Regions from separate parts of the Homo sapiens genome. Here region 1 is linked to region 2. Evidence: chromatin loops called from intact Hi-C (ENCODE). Cell type or tissue: heart left ventricle. All regions are shown on one strand.

The links. A loop is a pair of places that touch in the nucleus more often than their neighbours do. Peaks named below come from ENCODE experiments on the same cell type or tissue, not always from the same donor. Only the 100,000 strongest peaks of a DNase experiment are listed, where the experiment ranks them.
Region 1: it touches region 2 in a loop (4-fold over the local background); 16 of 110 quality-filtered maps call a loop at or near these places.

Annotation. Positions count from the first base shown.
Region 1 is chr2:235,790,271-235,798,270 of GRCh38, reverse strand. It overlaps AGAP1 (ArfGAP with GTPase domain, ankyrin repeat and PH domain 1), which reads right to left. Exons shown (of 18, transcript NM_001037131.3): 7 at 385-512. Among named protein-coding and RNA genes, the nearest start is that of TNRC17, 280 kb to the right of the region's middle. RefSeq lists a silencer at 2,972-3,266 and an enhancer at 4,748-5,248. In heart left ventricle, a CTCF peak has its summit at 4,774; no DNase peak of the experiment used is centred here.
Region 2 is chr2:236,163,485-236,171,484 of GRCh38, reverse strand. It overlaps GBX2 (gastrulation brain homeobox 2), which reads left to right and starts at 3,099. Exons shown (of 2, transcript NM_001485.4): 1 at 3,099-4,036; 2 at 5,048-6,249. The coding sequence starts at 3,514. The coding sequence ends at 5,571. GBX2-AS1 (GBX2 and ASB18 antisense RNA 1) reads right to left here and starts at 4,043. Exons shown (of 2, transcript NR_186035.1): 1 at 3,816-4,043. It overlaps LOC124906126 (a long non-coding RNA gene), which reads right to left and starts at 2,459. Exons shown (of 2, transcript XR_007088136.1): 1 at 2,101-2,459; 2 at 1,689-1,956. RefSeq lists enhancers at 3,968-4,920, 7,083-7,902. In heart left ventricle, a CTCF peak has its summit at 3,875 (motif pointing right); DNase peaks (open chromatin) are centred at 3,084, 3,946, 4,321, 7,090 and 1 weaker place; H3K4me3 peaks cover 3,586 bases; H3K27me3 peaks cover 8,000 bases.

The sequences.
Region 1 (8,000 bases), 370 kb after region 2:
AATGCCACTACCAAATTTAAGTATAAAGCGAGATTGGCCATTAAGATTTACTCACAACTGTTCAACCTATAAGCAGACTAGGACCAAGACCAGAGAAGGGTGGTTTAAATCACCAGCGAGGACTGCAGCACACACCTCCCATCACCACCCGGGCCAGCATGCCTCATAACACAGGCAGCATGAAGACAGAAAACATAAAAGAATGATTCCCATAAAAATCACTTGGCCACAGCAGTTTCTGAAGAAAATGTGAAGTCAATTACAACATGCTGTTACTTATAAAGTTGAAAAGAAAAAAAAAATCAACCTTAGCATTGGCTGGGAACACTATTTGCATATTGTCTTTGGTTCTAAGAGTCTGACTTCTCATGTCACCTAACGTACCTGGCTGATGTGCACGGCAGACACCTGCGCGGAACAGACGGAGGAATGGCTGGGAGAATTAGGTAGCGACTTGCAGGGTCCTATGGACAGCTGCTGCTTCTTCCTTGTGGCAACAATCTTCTGGGCAACTGGTGGACACACAGACAAAAAGAAATCCATGTCAATCAATTTCCAAATTCAGGAACAGAGCAGAGATCATCAGTCTGTTGTCGAAATCTGTTATTTCCTTCTTTCGCAGTAATAGCATTCCTGGTTCTTAGGTGGGCAAATGACAACCAGAATAAACATGACATTTGCCAGAGCCTCCTCCCGTCCCCCCACCCCCGCATCAGCTGAACATGGCCAGGTACACAAGCTCTGGCCAGCAGGATGAGAGCAGAAGGATCACAGGGCAGCTTTTAAGGATCTTCCTGGAGAGCCTCCCTTTGCCTAAATTCTCGTATGTTTTTCCTACTTGTTGCCTGAAATGCACAAACGTTACATGGCCTCAGCAGCACTGTGGAACACGAGGCGACACTGGGAACAGGAGCCACATGGGAGACAGATAGAGCCGGTCCCCCAACTCCACAGAAGGCCTCAGCAGCCCTGCACAGACCACCTCAGAGGAATGTAAAGCAAAAAAATACACACCTATCTCATTTAAGTTATTCTCATAAAATCATCTTTTTTTCCAGTTACTTGGAACAAAAATAATCCTAAATAAGGCAGGGCAATTTAACCAAACCCCTTGGAAAGACAAAAATCTTTTTTTTTCCCCCAAAGCCTAAAGAAATCCTCTTCACTCTACAAGCTATCATAGAGAATTATATTCAAGGAGATGTAATTATATCAAAGACCTTTTTTATTTAAATATATGACTGCACACATTGTAAGTTTATCTTAATCAATACAAATCTAAATTCAACCAGCCATAACTTCTCTTGGCAAATAGGCTCGCTGATAAAGCATACTGAATGTAATTGGAAAGGAAGTCAACGATTAGAAAACTCTTCCTACACCAATGGTGTCACTGCCGCAGAATAACTACACTTTTGATTTGAATAGATGTGTGTCTTTGGGGACTAGCAGTAATTAAGTTCAATGATATTCAATCCTTGACTTTGCCTAGATAGTTGCTATTTTCGAAGATGTCCACGGAAAGGAACTTGTCATCTCTCCCCAGCAATAGGTTATAACGTAGACGGGGCCCATATAGTGTTTGCAGATAATTTCTTTTCCAAATGAATACAATTTTAATAAGAAACTGGTTTGTCCACAGCCTATGGGTTTCATGTAAATGAATGATAGTATAAATATGATTAAGTGAAAATGCAATATATAAAAAATGGCTCACAGAGAGGAAGAAGCAGCTTCATTAGTTACATCCCACCTCCAATAGGCCTCTTATCATCCTGAAAGGATGATATCAATTAATTTATCTTCCGGTAGTGTATTGATATCACATAACCTTCATCAGCTAATCATGTTTAAATTACAGAGGAATATCGCAGCACTCTGTCATCTCAGAACCATTGGCATATTGATCTGGGGTCTTTGAAGACATTTATTAGAATATTTTAAAGTCATTATGTGAACTCAAAAATAAAATCTAAGATTTCAACAGATGCAAAATGTGTTGTCTAGGTATCTTGAAATTGCAAAAACCAAAAGTAAATTAGCCAAAAATCATAATTGCCTGGGTGAGTGCTAAAGTATTGCTACTTTGTTTTTGAAAAATAGCAATAAGGGGCTTTGATTATCAATTACACTGAAATCTGATTTTACTCCCAGCTTCAGAGTTACTATTCAGCTGGATGGCCACACTGACTTTACATTCGTAAGAAATGTGCAGATGTCAGAATTAAATAGGACTAGGATGCATGCTTTGAGAGCTTTGCAGACATTTTCATTTGTAGAAACTAAGGGAAGATGCGAGAAACTTCCTAAGATAAGTCAAATATGTTATGGAAACGACTGTTGTATGAAACTTCAAATGCAAATGAATGTTCTATCCTTTCTATGGAGTCTAGGAAGAGTCAGTTCATGAGTAAAGAGAATATTTCTACAACAAAGCCTCTCATCAAACTACAGACAGGATGTACAAAGTATGAGTATTTAGCATTGTTAACTGCTAAAATTCTTCTGTCCATTTAATTACTATTCTACCACATTAATTAAAAAATAAAATGAAGTCACAACATCCGGTAACTGGTAGTAGTTTTTAAACTCTACTATTTTTTTTTCATATTTGTCCTATTTCCCCTCTACCTGTTATGTCCTTCCTGCTTCCATACACAAATCAAGGAAAGAAAATGATTTATAAATATATTGTTCTAAAATATACGGACTGCTTGAATGCTTTAAAACTACAGGGTAACCCATACGAATAAGGGAAAACTTTAATGAAGAACAAAAAGTATCTGACTTCAGGAGGAGGAGCGGGAGCATGAGGAATAGGAAGGGGAAAGGACTCCTTTGTAATGTCTGCCCATGTCTCCCCCATCTTGAAAATGCAAACTGACTACAGAGTCAATGCTGCAAATAGCCACAAATTTGCCAACGGCTGTTGCTGCTATTTGCTTGATGTCCCAGGGACGGGGTGGAATCTCTGGGCGCCTCACTTAAAGACATCCCTAAATGAATTGTTTGGGGAAGCAAAAAACTAGTATGACAACTGCCATCCAAGACATCCGCAGTCCTTCCCCACACAACCCAGCAGCAGGCTGGGTAATCTCCTAGAGGGAAAAGCTTGGTGTGTCTATGTGAGTGGAGGAACCCCCCTCCATTCCCACCCCAAAAAAACAACTCAAAGAAAATGGATGGAATGTCACGGGAGGGAGCTGCTCTTCTGTGGCTGTAATCGTTAATTACTCATACTATTTAGAACATTTAAATGTTAATAGGTTTAACATGTGAATATTACCCCAGACTGTGCTGTCTGGGAAGCTTTTTATAACCATTGAGTTTTTGTCTATATTTGATTATCCAAGAAATAAATGTGTTGTTTCATATAAATACGTATGTTCAATGTAAATGTGTGTGGGTGCATAGACATAAATATGTTCAATGTAAATGTGTGTTGGTGCATAGATCAGAAACACAATCACGTGGATTTACTTAAAAAAAATCTGGAAGCGGCTGGGCGCGGTGGCTCATACCTGTAATCCCAGCACTCTGGGAGGCCGAGGCGGGCAGATCACCTGAGGTCAGGAGTTCGAGTCCAGCCTGGCCAACATGGTGAAATCCCGTCTCTACTAAAAATACAAAAATTAGCCGGATGTGGTGGCGCATGCCTGTAATCCCAACTACTTGGGAGGCTGAGGCACGAGAATCACTTGAACCGGGGAGGCAGAGGTCGCAGTGAGCCAAGATCATGCCACTGCACTCCAGCCTGGGTAACAGAGTCAGACTATCGCAAAAAAATTAAATTTAATTTAAAAAAAATCTGGAAGCTTTGTCACTGAGATTTGATCTTTTCTCAAATTGGGCAGCACACTTCCCTATGACTCTGTCACATGAGCTACTCCCAAATCTAAAACGGTGTCAACGGGTACTGAAAACATTTGCGCTTACTACTGACACTACCAATTTAATTACCCTCCTGAGACTCCCAAGAGTAATGCTCAGTGTTCTTTTAAAAGTCACTTCCTCTATAATTTTAAAATTTTATTTGGGTTAACAGATAAAAGATACCTCTAACTAGCCCCTTCAACTGTGCAAGTGTGCGTGTGTGTGTGTACATTGTATAAAGGTGAAAACCAAGCTGGCCTCACCATGGGGTCAGAAGGGAGAATTGTGCCCATCTTCAGGGAGCAGAGCAGGCAGGTGCCTGGGACAGGACACAGGGGTTTCTGGGGTCTAGAAATAGGCCCTCCTTGACCTGAGGATAATTTTGTGACAACTTTTTAAGCCCAAATACACTTTCATGTATGTTTCCATTCTTCAATAATAAAAAAAAAGTTTAAGAACTTAACAAAAAAAGTGAGGTATACATTTACTTTATCCACAAACTGTAAATGTTCTATTCTATAGAGGGAAATAGCACCCTTTAATTAGTGGTTAAAAATAAGACAACAGCTCCCAAACAAGACTTCATTAAATCCTGACATAATGCCCAATTTCTACTTCCATCTTGTTTCTAAATCACACAAAATGAGGCAAGGAATAGCCCTTGGTCACACTAGGAGCCTCCGGGCCAACCTCACGCCCTCTATAACCAGAGGACAGCTCCTCCTCCTCCCCCTTCCTCCTTTTTGCTGCTCAAAGGCTGAGCAGGGCTAGGCGGCCCACACTTCCCATCTATTAACTCATTTCATCCTGTCAGCTCTTTCATTTTGCAGGTGAGAAAAACCAGGCAGCAAGTGCACCAGAGCAATCCGACGGCTCTGGGACTGCTCATGACACCACCATGTGGCAATCGAACACCCTGCCAGCACCCCAACAGACTGTCCTGGTTCCACAGCACGAATCATGTGTTCTTTTGCCCTGCACCCTCAGTTTGTCATCAATTTCTAACTTCTACTTGGGTGACTAAATGAAATGGATTGGGTAACTAAACAAAATGCTGAAAAGGACTGAGTGTGGTGACTGGCACACAGGAGGTGCTCGCCAAGGCTGCCCGGATTACACCGTGTGCCACGCCCCATTCCCAGCCAGGCCTTCTGGAAAGCCCGGGGATGCTGCTCGACTCTGCCTCTCCTGCTCTCTGCAATCCCTAGGCTGGGCCTGCCATTGCCATGGTCACTGGGAGTGGTCCAGAGGCTAGGTCGCACCTTCCTGGACCTCTGAGCAGCATGTGGCGTTCCTCGTCATTCCCTCCTTTCCTCTTCTGCATCCTCCTCGGGCTTCCATGAACCCTGACGTCCCTGGTTTTCCTCCTCCGGCTGGAACTTCTCTTTCTCATCCTCCCTTGCTGGCTCCTGAAGTGCGGGTGCTTCCCTGGCATCCTCCTGGTGTCCTTTTTCCCATGCCCTCTGCCTGGGCAACCTCCTCGCGAATGTCTCGGTCACCACCTCAGTGCCAGGAGCTCCCAGGATCGCCACTGCCACGAAGAGCTCTGCCTCACATCCTGCCTTCTAGAGTTGTGTAGCCAATGACCAACTCGGCATCTCCCCTTGGATCTGCTAGAGGCGCCTTCAAGTCCGCGCCGCCCAGCCTGGGCCTCCTAGCCTCTCTCAGACCTGCCTCTCGTCTGTTTTCTAGCTCAGTCGATGGCACAACCCGCTCTTCACCATGGACAGAACAGACCTAACAGATGATTGGTTCAACCACCAGAGTTTCTCAGAAATTCGTCTTCACTGCCACTGCCTTGGTCTAAGACTTATCCTTCCACAGCTGGTGACCAAAGCAACTTCCAAATGAGTCTCCCTGACTGTCCCCTAAATGCCCCTAACACACCACAGGGCGACCTCAAAGGCAAATCTTACCACAGCGCTGTTCTATTTCCAGTTTTTCAACAGCTCCTTAGCAAAACTGGGCTCTTTCATGTTTGGGGAAGGTGGCTTGTCCACTCCTGGTATTTCCGCACATTAGTACTACTGGATAAGGACCATAGTCTCTCCTGGAATAGGCAGATGAACCCCATGCAAAAGCTTTGTGGGGGACCAGATGACACGTGAAGGGTGGGGAAAAGTGGGGGCAGAGAACTAAGGAAGACACAGAGAAAGCGTATAGATTGCAGTGACACTGAAGAGCCACCATTAGATGACAACTAATGACTCGGTGTAAATCAAGCCCACGTTTGGGAAGAGGGTTCCTCTGCTACTGGGAAAGCTGGAGCACAGTGAGGCCAGTAACTTGGGAGGCGGGGGAGCAATTCCGAGTAAGCACTGTTAGGTAGGGATTATAAAGTACGAACCACACCTCCAATAAAACCGTATTTTAAATGCTCACCATAGACACACTGATGAAATTCACATGAGACTAAACACTAATTTTACTCCACGAAAATATTTTAAAAGCAAAATTTATGCAGCTGAGGGCACTGCATGTCTTGTCTCTGTCTTTGGTGTCTCCACCCAAAGGTGACACTTACTTCACATTTCATTGAAAGGCTCTTCCCGGCTGGGTGAGCTGGCTCACACCTGTAATCCCAGCACTTTGGGAGGCTGAGGCGGGCAGATCACCTGAGGTCAGGAGTTTGGACCAGCCTGGTCAACATGGTGAAACCTTGTCTCTACTAAAAATACAAAAATTAGCCAGGCATTGTGGCGTGTGCCTGTAATCCCAGCTACTTGGGAGACTGAGGCAGGAGAATCGCTTGAACCCAGGAGGCAGAGGTTGCAGTGAGCCGTGAGCCAAGATCATGCCACTGTACTCCAGTCTGGCCAAAGAGCAAGAATCCGTCTCAAAAAAAAAATCAAATCAAATCAACGTGCCATCTTATTGTTTATCACGATTCTGTGCGTCAGGAGTTTGGACAGGGCATATCAGCATATCAGGGACAGTTTGTCCCTAATCCATCCCCCGCCCCTACAAAAAAAAGAAAAGAAAAGAAAAAGAAAGAATCTTCCATTCGAACCATAGGGGGCTTACCTGGAGACCCTCCCATAAATAATGAAAGCCACTACCGGCTGTAATCTTCCAGTAACAAATAAAAGATCCCCTAACGTCTCAACTCCATTTTAAATCACAGTAAAGTGATCATTAAACTATCTTATTAAGAAGAAATTAATTACCAAATTATCTATATAGTTCAGAATGTGTGACTTCGGAGTGAAAAGAAATATGTAGAATTTTTCTCACCATGAAAATCTCAAAGTTAAATGTTAAAGAAGGTGTACTCTATATTGTTGATAATTCAAGCCCATCTCCTAAATGTGTTTTCATATGATCTGTGTTTTCAGCGATAAAGAAAAGCTAAGTCAAATCATAGCCATGTGAGGAAGCACACACATCCATGATGGTCTCTTGGGTTTTCTGGCTACAGTATGTTCCTTAATGACAATCAGTGAACCATGGGACCCATGGCATAGCCTGGCACTTACACACCTGCGGAGATCCTGCCAAACTGTGCCGTCTACTAAAGAGTACAGTCAGCCCATGTTCCAAGACAATGGGCCAATTCCACCGAGCTGGGACCTCTTCTGGAAATGCTTGAGGCCATGCTGTATTTAACTTCCCGGGGCCAGGGCCTGCCTGACACTCAGTGGGCACACAACAACTGGATGAATGAATGGATGAGTCAACAGTGGGGCTGGGGTGGGAAGGTTATAAGAAGGTAGTGGGAGAAGATGCTGAAACAGGCAACTAGAAATGCATTTCTAAGGACCTGATATGCAGAGAAGAGTGGCAAGTGTGAAGTTGTCCTTAAGGCAATGGGGGGTTATTCAAATTGAATAGAGAAGTGAAGAGATCTATGCTTTGGAAAGATACCTGGGGTGGTTAGAAGATACAGGTCATTTCTACCTGGACACTCAAGAAAGGGAGTGTGCAGGGGTGTGGGGAGCGGAGGGGCTGGGAAAGAGCCTCAGGGGCTGAACTCAGCAGCCTGGTTCCAGCGGTTTCCCGAGAAGCACACATATATTTTGTTTTGAGACTCCCATATCTAAAACTGTCCCTCTACCCTTTTACTGGATTAGTATTTTGGCAGCACACAGAATTCTAGGCTAATTATGTGTCATCTGATGATTCTAAGC
Region 2 (8,000 bases):
TGTGCGTTTTCTATTTCACCCTCAACCTTCATACATCTGCATGCAAGCGCAGCCTGGGACAACCCCGAAGCGAGGGGCCAACTTAATTACCATCACTTTTTCGGAATGTCTGAGGTTTTAAGTGGCATCATCTGAACCTGACACTAGCCTAGCACCTGTCGAGTGAAGTGCCCAGGGGCTGAGCTATCTTCATCTAGGGGGGAAGAGGGGAGGGAAGTTCACGAAGTTAACTGGAGTTGGAGGACCCAGCTCTCCCTTCGGGTGCGCCCTTCATTTTTCCTAATTGGAGGGGGGAGGGGACCAAGTTGCAAACATCTGTGCCCGGTGATTTTCCCGCGTAGACTGGGCCGAGCTGAGTCACGGAGGACTCTGCAGTTTGAGGCTGTTACGAGCTAAGCAGGTAGGAATCCGGAGGATGGATAAGCCATGCATCTATCGCTCCTGTCCATAAATCTATCCGAGGAGCCGAGGAAAAACTCTAAAGGCTTTTATTATCCGCAGTCCCCACGCTCTGAACGCTTTGCAGGTAGCTGAGGTGCCCCGAATGCATCTTGTTAATCACGCCGAAACACAAGGATCCTTTTATGACACGAACAGTCGTTTTCTAAGCAGCTAAGCATTAGATGAGAAAGTATTACTGCATTGCATTTGCGAAAAAGGCACTAGTAAATAAAATTCATATTGATGGGAATTATCTGAACTCACTAATAAAAGATTAGTATTATAACCCCTGCAGTCAATACTTGCTATGGCAATTTATGGATGCAAATAACATGCCATCAAATTATTTCAAGTGCAGCTATAATTCGACGGACCTAAATCTTCTTGCTGAACTTTAAATGTAGAATAATCACCAAAATAATCAAAGGAATCCCTGCCTCTCAGAGGGTAATCAGGCGACAAAAGTCCCTAGAACAATATTTTTGCGGCGAAATAGCAAAGTGCATGGCAAACCTGCCTAGGTAAAATGAATAACAGCTTCCCCCGGCATGTCAGTGGCAAGCCGGAAGGGCCCCGGCTGTAGCCACGTAAATCAAGGAAGGAATGGAGCGTTTCTTAGTATTCAAAAAACAGGGTAATGGCACCCAAGGCTGTGTCACTGTAACTATCTCATAATGAGGGGGAGTATTTATTATGCTCATAAAGATATCAGCCTTTTGCCCTGGGCTTCGATTTTTTTTTTCTTTTTCTTCTTTTCTGGGAGTGAAGAAGGAGGGATAGAGCCTGGAGATCCCACAGACACCTCCTTCTCCATGGATCCCAAAGGGAATTCATTTCCCCTCACACTGCCTAAGCCACCTCGGGGTCTGGGCGTGAAGTCAGGGGAGGCAATCCAGGCAGCGTCCTAATGAATTCCTTTCAAACCGCCTGCTGCCGGAGCGATCTATTACTGCGGCCTGGAGTGGGGAAACGCGATCGAGACGTCTTTGTCCGGGTGGTGGTAGGGAGGGAGGAGGCGAGGAGGAGGAGAGGGCTGGCGGCGGACCAGCGAGTTTTCCCAGCGTCCCGGGGCGCCAAGGACACACCCTCCCCTCTTTCCTCCAGGTCTGCTGGGTGGGCAGTGGGTCTCCGGCGGGACTCCTGGCAGAGGAGCTGATCTGGGATTAAGACGTCCCCCGGGGGGCCTTGGGGCTAGAGCGAGAGAAAGAGGAAGAACGCGAAAAAAGAGCTTCAAAGAATCGGGTCGATAAATTCATAAAGATCGATTTATCTTTATCTCCCAATTAAATGTGCTTGTAAGTGATACATAACACACGTCCAACACGGGCCAACTCCCCAACCACTAGCTCCTCGGCGTGAGCTGATTTTTAATGACCGAACTAACAATGCCCTTCTTTCCTTCTCCCCAACCCGGTGCTGTTGGCGGTTCAGGGCTGACGTCTAGACCCGGGAAGTTGAAGCCCGGGCCTTGGAGACTCGAGGAAGCCCCGCTCGCGCTGGTGCGCTCTGCACGGTCTGCCGTTGTCAAGAAGTGATTCCATTTTTAAAGGGAAGACAAGAGCTGAAAGTTTTTTGTTTGAAAATGGAAGAGGGGATAAGTACGTCCCTAGTTTCCCTCCACCCCAAAATTCCCTTACTTTCAAATTTGGGGGTCTTTACCGTTGTCGAGAACAGGGGAAACATCCTGAGGGGATCGGCTCCATCCTGCAGTTAGCAAAGAGGAACCGCGCGCCCTCGAGTCCTCGCGCTGGAAACCGGGCGGCGGCGCCAGGGTGAGCACTCCTTGCGTTCGCAACGTGCTTAATTAGCGCCTATTTACAAAACGCAGCTTTTATTTGAGCAAACATCATAAAGCTTTCATCAGGATAATCTCACGTTATACAATCTGGAGGCACAGCAACTCCCCCCTTCCTCCCCGAGGATGGAGCAGATAAAGGACTCTCTTTATTATCATAATTATCGTGGTTGTTATTTTGGTGCGCGCTGGCAAAGTGTGTAAATAGGTGCGATGATTAAGAATGTCATGAAAAATGAGAGACGGGATCGCTCACGGGAGGGCCCAGCCCGGGATGGGGGAAGCAGCAGCCTCCCCGCCCCACCCGGTGCGCGGACCTACAGCGAGCAACCCGGCGGGTTTCTGGCGGCGGGCAGGCGCTGCCAGCTCCCAGCCTTCGCCCCGGGGGTGGCTCCGGAGGGGCAGGACCCTGCCCCCAACTCCAGGACCCTCGCCCGGACCCCAGGCGCAGCCGGAGCACCCAGCGCTGGAGTGAGCCGCAGGCAGGTTGGTTCCATGGCAAATACAGTAAAAGAAATAAAGCGCCCCCGGCCCAGCCGTGGGGGTGCGGGCCCCGGAGGCTACCCTTCGAGGTGGCCTCGACAAGGCTGCAGGGCCCCAAGGTCCGAGCCTTGGAGGTGCCATCCGCCCGTCTCAAGTTTGCGCGGCACGGGCTAGGCATGCAGGCTCCGGCTCCCCGGCCCGCGCGCTCCGACGGTGGCGCCCGCAGCCCGCTCGAGGCCAGCTTGGGTGGAAAGGGCGGGGCCCCGCTTTCGCCCCACCCCCGCCCCGCTCAGCCAATGGCCAGAGGCGCCCAGCCCCACGTGAGGCGAGCCGGGCCAGGCGGCAGGCAAAATGTGAATGAGAAAGAGGAGCGCGATTTAAAGGTGCTGGCTGCGCCCGCCGGAGATAAGTACGCCGGCTTCGCGCGCTCCCCAGCGGCCCGCGGGAGGCGACGGACGGCGGGACGGACGGACGGACGGCAGCTTACCGGGGCCGAGGGCCAAACCCGCGAAGCGCGCGGGCTCCGACGGGCAAGCGGCGGACGGGGGCTCCGGCGAGCCCTCGGGGCCCGGGCGCCCTCTCCACTCCGGGGCGCACGGCCTCACCCCGCACACCCCCTGCACCCGCCCGGCATGCAGCGGGCCCAGGACTGAGGGGCGGAGGCGTCTGCTCTCCGGGTCCCGCTCGGCCCCTGCCCGGCGCTCCCGGCGGTGCTCCCGGCGTCCGGCGGGCTTCCCGGCGGCGGCGCGGCGCGGGGACTTTTCGCCTCTCGCTGGCCTCTACCGAGCGCGTCTATGAGCGCAGCGTTCCCGCCGTCGCTGATGATGATGCAGCGCCCGCTGGGGAGTAGCACCGCCTTCAGCATAGACTCGCTGATCGGCAGCCCGCCGCAGCCCAGCCCCGGCCATTTCGTCTACACCGGCTACCCCATGTTCATGCCCTACCGGCCGGTAGTGCTGCCGCCGCCGCCGCCGCCGCCGCCCGCGCTGCCCCAGGCCGCGCTGCAGCCAGCGCTGCCGCCCGCACACCCTCACCACCAGATCCCCAGCCTGCCCACAGGCTTCTGCTCCAGCCTGGCGCAGGGCATGGCGCTCACCTCTACGCTCATGGCCACGCTCCCCGGCGGCTTCTCCGCGTCGCCCCAGCACCAGGAGGCGGCAGCGGCCCGCAAGTTCGCGCCGCAGCCGCTGCCCGGCGGCGGTAACTTCGACAAGGCGGAGGCGCTGCAGGCTGACGCGGAGGACGGCAAAGGCTTCCTGGCCAAAGAGGGCTCGCTGCTCGCCTTCTCCGCGGCCGAGACGGTGCAGGCTTCGCTCGGTGAGTCGGCGGCGCGCGCAGCCGGGACGAGGGGGCGGGAGGAGGCGGGGGCGGGCCAGCGCCGGGTTCCCGCGGGAGACCAAGGGGGCGAGGCCGCGCCCCCGCTCGACCCCCGCGGGAGGAGCTGGAGGATGAGGCCCGGCTGTGCCGCTGGGCCTCCGGGGGACATTCAGAGCCACCCAACAAGCGGGGTCTCGGGAGGGGGGGCGTTTAGCGCCCGGCGACCAGCTGCTGCCCTGGGCCACATATCTATCTGACGATGCGTTTGGCCGAGGCCGCCTCTGCCGCTCCGCGGTGACCTGGGGTTCCGGGTAGGTTGCAGCCTCTAGGGGAGACGGGTTGGGCTGCGCGTCTCAGCCGTGCGTGTGCCCAGGGGCGCCCAGACTTTTTAAACCCCTTCGCTGGTCTTGCTACTTGTCTGGGAGAAACGGACTGCTGGGAGGCTGTGCCTGTGTGTTTGTGTTGGGGGTGTCTGGTGGGAACTTATAAGGCCACAAAACATCCCTTTGACCAACGTTGTCTGTCTCAAAAAAGATGGTCTGGGATCTGCACGTCCCTACGCCTCCACTCCGGTTAGGAAGCAATTGAGGTTCACTACATTTTCATGGTGGCGGTGGGGGGAGGATGAATCGTGAATCCCCCCATCAGTCCTCAACCAGTCCCCACCCCAGGGACAAAGCGGGCAATCTCTTGGGCCTCGCGCCTCCTGCTACTTCTCCTGACGCTGCCGAGGCTGGGAGGGTGCGGGGGAGGCATGGCGGCCCTTTGAGTGATGGTTCTGGGCAAAGGGCCGTCGCCTGTACTGCCTCCTCTCCTTTGAGCTTTCTCACGCTCCCCCCACCCCTCCTCTACCCCTCAAAGGCCAGGAAATCACAATGTGTTAATGTCATAGAAAGACAATCCGCTAAAGGGTGGGGGGCGGGGGGCGCGGAATGTCCAAATGACGGTGGGAAGGAGAAAGGAAGGCCAGTGTGCGAAATGTAATAAAATGCCGTTTGGTTTTGCTTTCAGTCGGGGCTGTCCGAGGGCAAGGGAAAGACGAGTCAAAGGTGGAAGACGACCCGAAGGGCAAGGAGGAGAGCTTCTCGCTGGAGAGCGATGTGGACTACAGCTCGGATGACAATCTGACTGGCCAGGCAGCTCACAAGGAGGAAGACCCGGGCCACGCGCTGGAGGAGACCCCGCCGAGCAGCGGCGCCGCGGGCAGCACCACGTCTACGGGCAAGAACCGGCGGCGGCGGACTGCCTTCACCAGCGAGCAGCTGCTGGAGCTAGAGAAGGAGTTCCACTGCAAAAAGTACCTCTCCTTGACCGAGCGCTCGCAGATCGCCCACGCCCTCAAACTCAGCGAGGTGCAGGTGAAAATCTGGTTCCAGAACCGACGGGCCAAGTGGAAACGGGTGAAGGCAGGCAATGCCAATTCCAAGACAGGGGAGCCCTCCCGGAACCCTAAGATCGTCGTCCCCATCCCTGTCCACGTCAGCAGGTTCGCTATCAGAAGTCAGCATCAGCAGCTAGAACAGGCCCGGCCCTGAGGGTCCAGAAGGGCCAGGGCCTGGCACCCACCTGGAGAAGCCCCCGCACCCGAGGGAACCCATGGTGGACTCCACTGTGTTTGAAGCAACAAAGTCACAGCCCAGCTGTGGCCATCCCAAGCAAATTGAGAATATATTCACTAAATGGGCTTAAAAGACTGCTTTTGAAGGGGCTTACAGCCACACCAGAAGACACGCTAAATATTTATTATACTATCCTACTTTGTACATAAATATCTCTATAGACTGGATCTCAGCTGCAGTATTTTGAAAGTTATAGGACTTAATTACCCAGTAATTTCTCCACTCATTCCAGAAGAAAACAAAACCTCTGCTGTAATCTGCGCGGTTAGCAGCCACCTTTCCATACTTTTCCAAAGGTAAACGTGAAACCCAAGAACAAGCACTGGGGTTTAAACTGATTTTGGTTTGCGTTCTGGCTTTTTGAGTTGACTGAAAAGCAGACATTGTTAGGCAGCCTGGAAATTCGCTTTGCTTTGCTTTGCTTTTGCCTGGCTTTGGTTTCCCCTGGGGTTGCCTATCCTATCTGAGCCATGTGAAGCACGTCTCCGTTGTGTTAATTTATTTCAATGTAGCTTATTTTCTTATAAGTTATGACATTTAAACAATTTCAGTCTTGTGAATAATAAAAAGGAGAGAGGGGGGGAAAAAGACCAATCCCTGGGCCTCATAAGTGTGTCCAGAATTTGACCGTCCCGGGCACTGCCAGGGTGTGGCCGGGCAACTGGTCTGGGACCAGTACTGGAGAAACGTCCCCTGAAACAGGTCTCCTTAGGCATCCTGGACTTGAGCCACCCAGCACTTTGCCAGGTTTAAAATAGGAGGGCAAGAGGGCCGATAGGATTACGAATTTAAGAAAACCTAATTCTCACCTTAGAAATCTATCTCCCCCTTTTGCACAGCCTAATCGATACCTAGTAGGCCGGCAAACTTCGGCCAGAGGAGGAGGTGGGTGCCCGGAGGAGGCAAGCGAGTGCGGGTATTGGTGGCTTTGCACAAACTCCTGATGCTCCAAATCGACTACAGCCAGGGAGGAAACGTCTTTCCTTTACAAATATCTCCGGCCCGAAAAGAAGCGGTGCTCGCCTGCCGGCAGAGTGGAGGGTCCATAAATCAGGCTCCGGGCGTTATCTGGCGACAGGAGCAAAAACCCAGCGAGCCCAGCCGGCTTCCCGGCAGCCCTCAGTCGGAGGCGGAGGCTGGCTGGAGCGCCCCCGGCCCCGGCACCTCCCCCTCCGGGCGGGGTCGAGGGGGCGGGACCCGGGCACCGCCCCACCCCAAGGACGCCCCGGTAGTCCGCACCACAAAGGGGGAAAACGGGAGAGGCTACGCAGGGGAGCTGGGAGTCGGTCTGCAAGGGACGGGGAGCTGCGCGCCTCCCCATCTCGGTGGGGCGTGCCTGGTCCCCAAGCCCACTCCTGTCCCAACCCCGGCCCTGCGCTCAGAGCCCTGTCCGCTCGCTGCCGGACCCCGAAGCGCGCCGCCAGATACTGCGGCGGACAGGCCCAGGGGCGTTCAGCGGGCCAGCGAGTGTGAGCGTGGTGCCACCAAGCCAGCAGCCCGAAGCGCGAGAGAAGCCGGGGCTTCGCCAGCCTCAGCCTTTCGAGTGGGGGAAGGAGGGGAGGCCGGTGAGCCGCTGCGATGCAGCGGCGCTCGGCCCTCGGCGAGGTTCTCAGCCGAAGAAGGGGAAGCGCGGCCCGCCATGGGTTAGTACTAATATTGACTTAATTTTTACTACTTACAGGCCGTCACCTCCCCACGGCGGAGGGGCCTGGGGACCAAGACCTCCACCCAAACTTCAGGCGCAGGGTGAAGGCTGGGAGCGACCGAGTCACCCTTTCCCGCCGCGTTCCCAACAGTTCCGGTGGCGGAAAATGGCCCAGACTTGGTTTTCGAGCCCAATAAAATAGAAGGGCCAGTCCTCCGAGGGCGTCGGCCGGCTCTGCGGGGCGCCGAGAGCCGCAGAGGCTCCTGGCCGCGCCCCGCCCAGCGCCATGAAGCCTGGCAGGGAGGGGATGGCGCCCGGGTCGCGCCCTGGCCTGGCGCGGGGGCCGCAAGGCCGGGATCCCGCCCGCCAGGAAGCGCTGAGTGCAGGTTGCCGGTGAGCGCCTGCTGCTCGGGGCAGGTACCCACTGGCCACACGACGCTGCTGCAGCATTCGAGGCCCGCAGGGACGCCGTCCCCCGACCCACACACCTGAGCCAGTCTGCGCGTGGCTGGGGGCGAAGAGTTTACCCGGGAAGGTTGGGGAGCTGCGGCCTCTGCCCCGCCGGCCCTGCGGGTCGGGGGAAGAGACCCTGGCACTCCCCGCAGATCCTGGAGTGCCCCCCATATCCCCTTCCACCATAACAGGTGTAACCCCACCCGCCTTCTCCAAAAGCCCATGGCAGGGATGAGGGGCAGAGGGA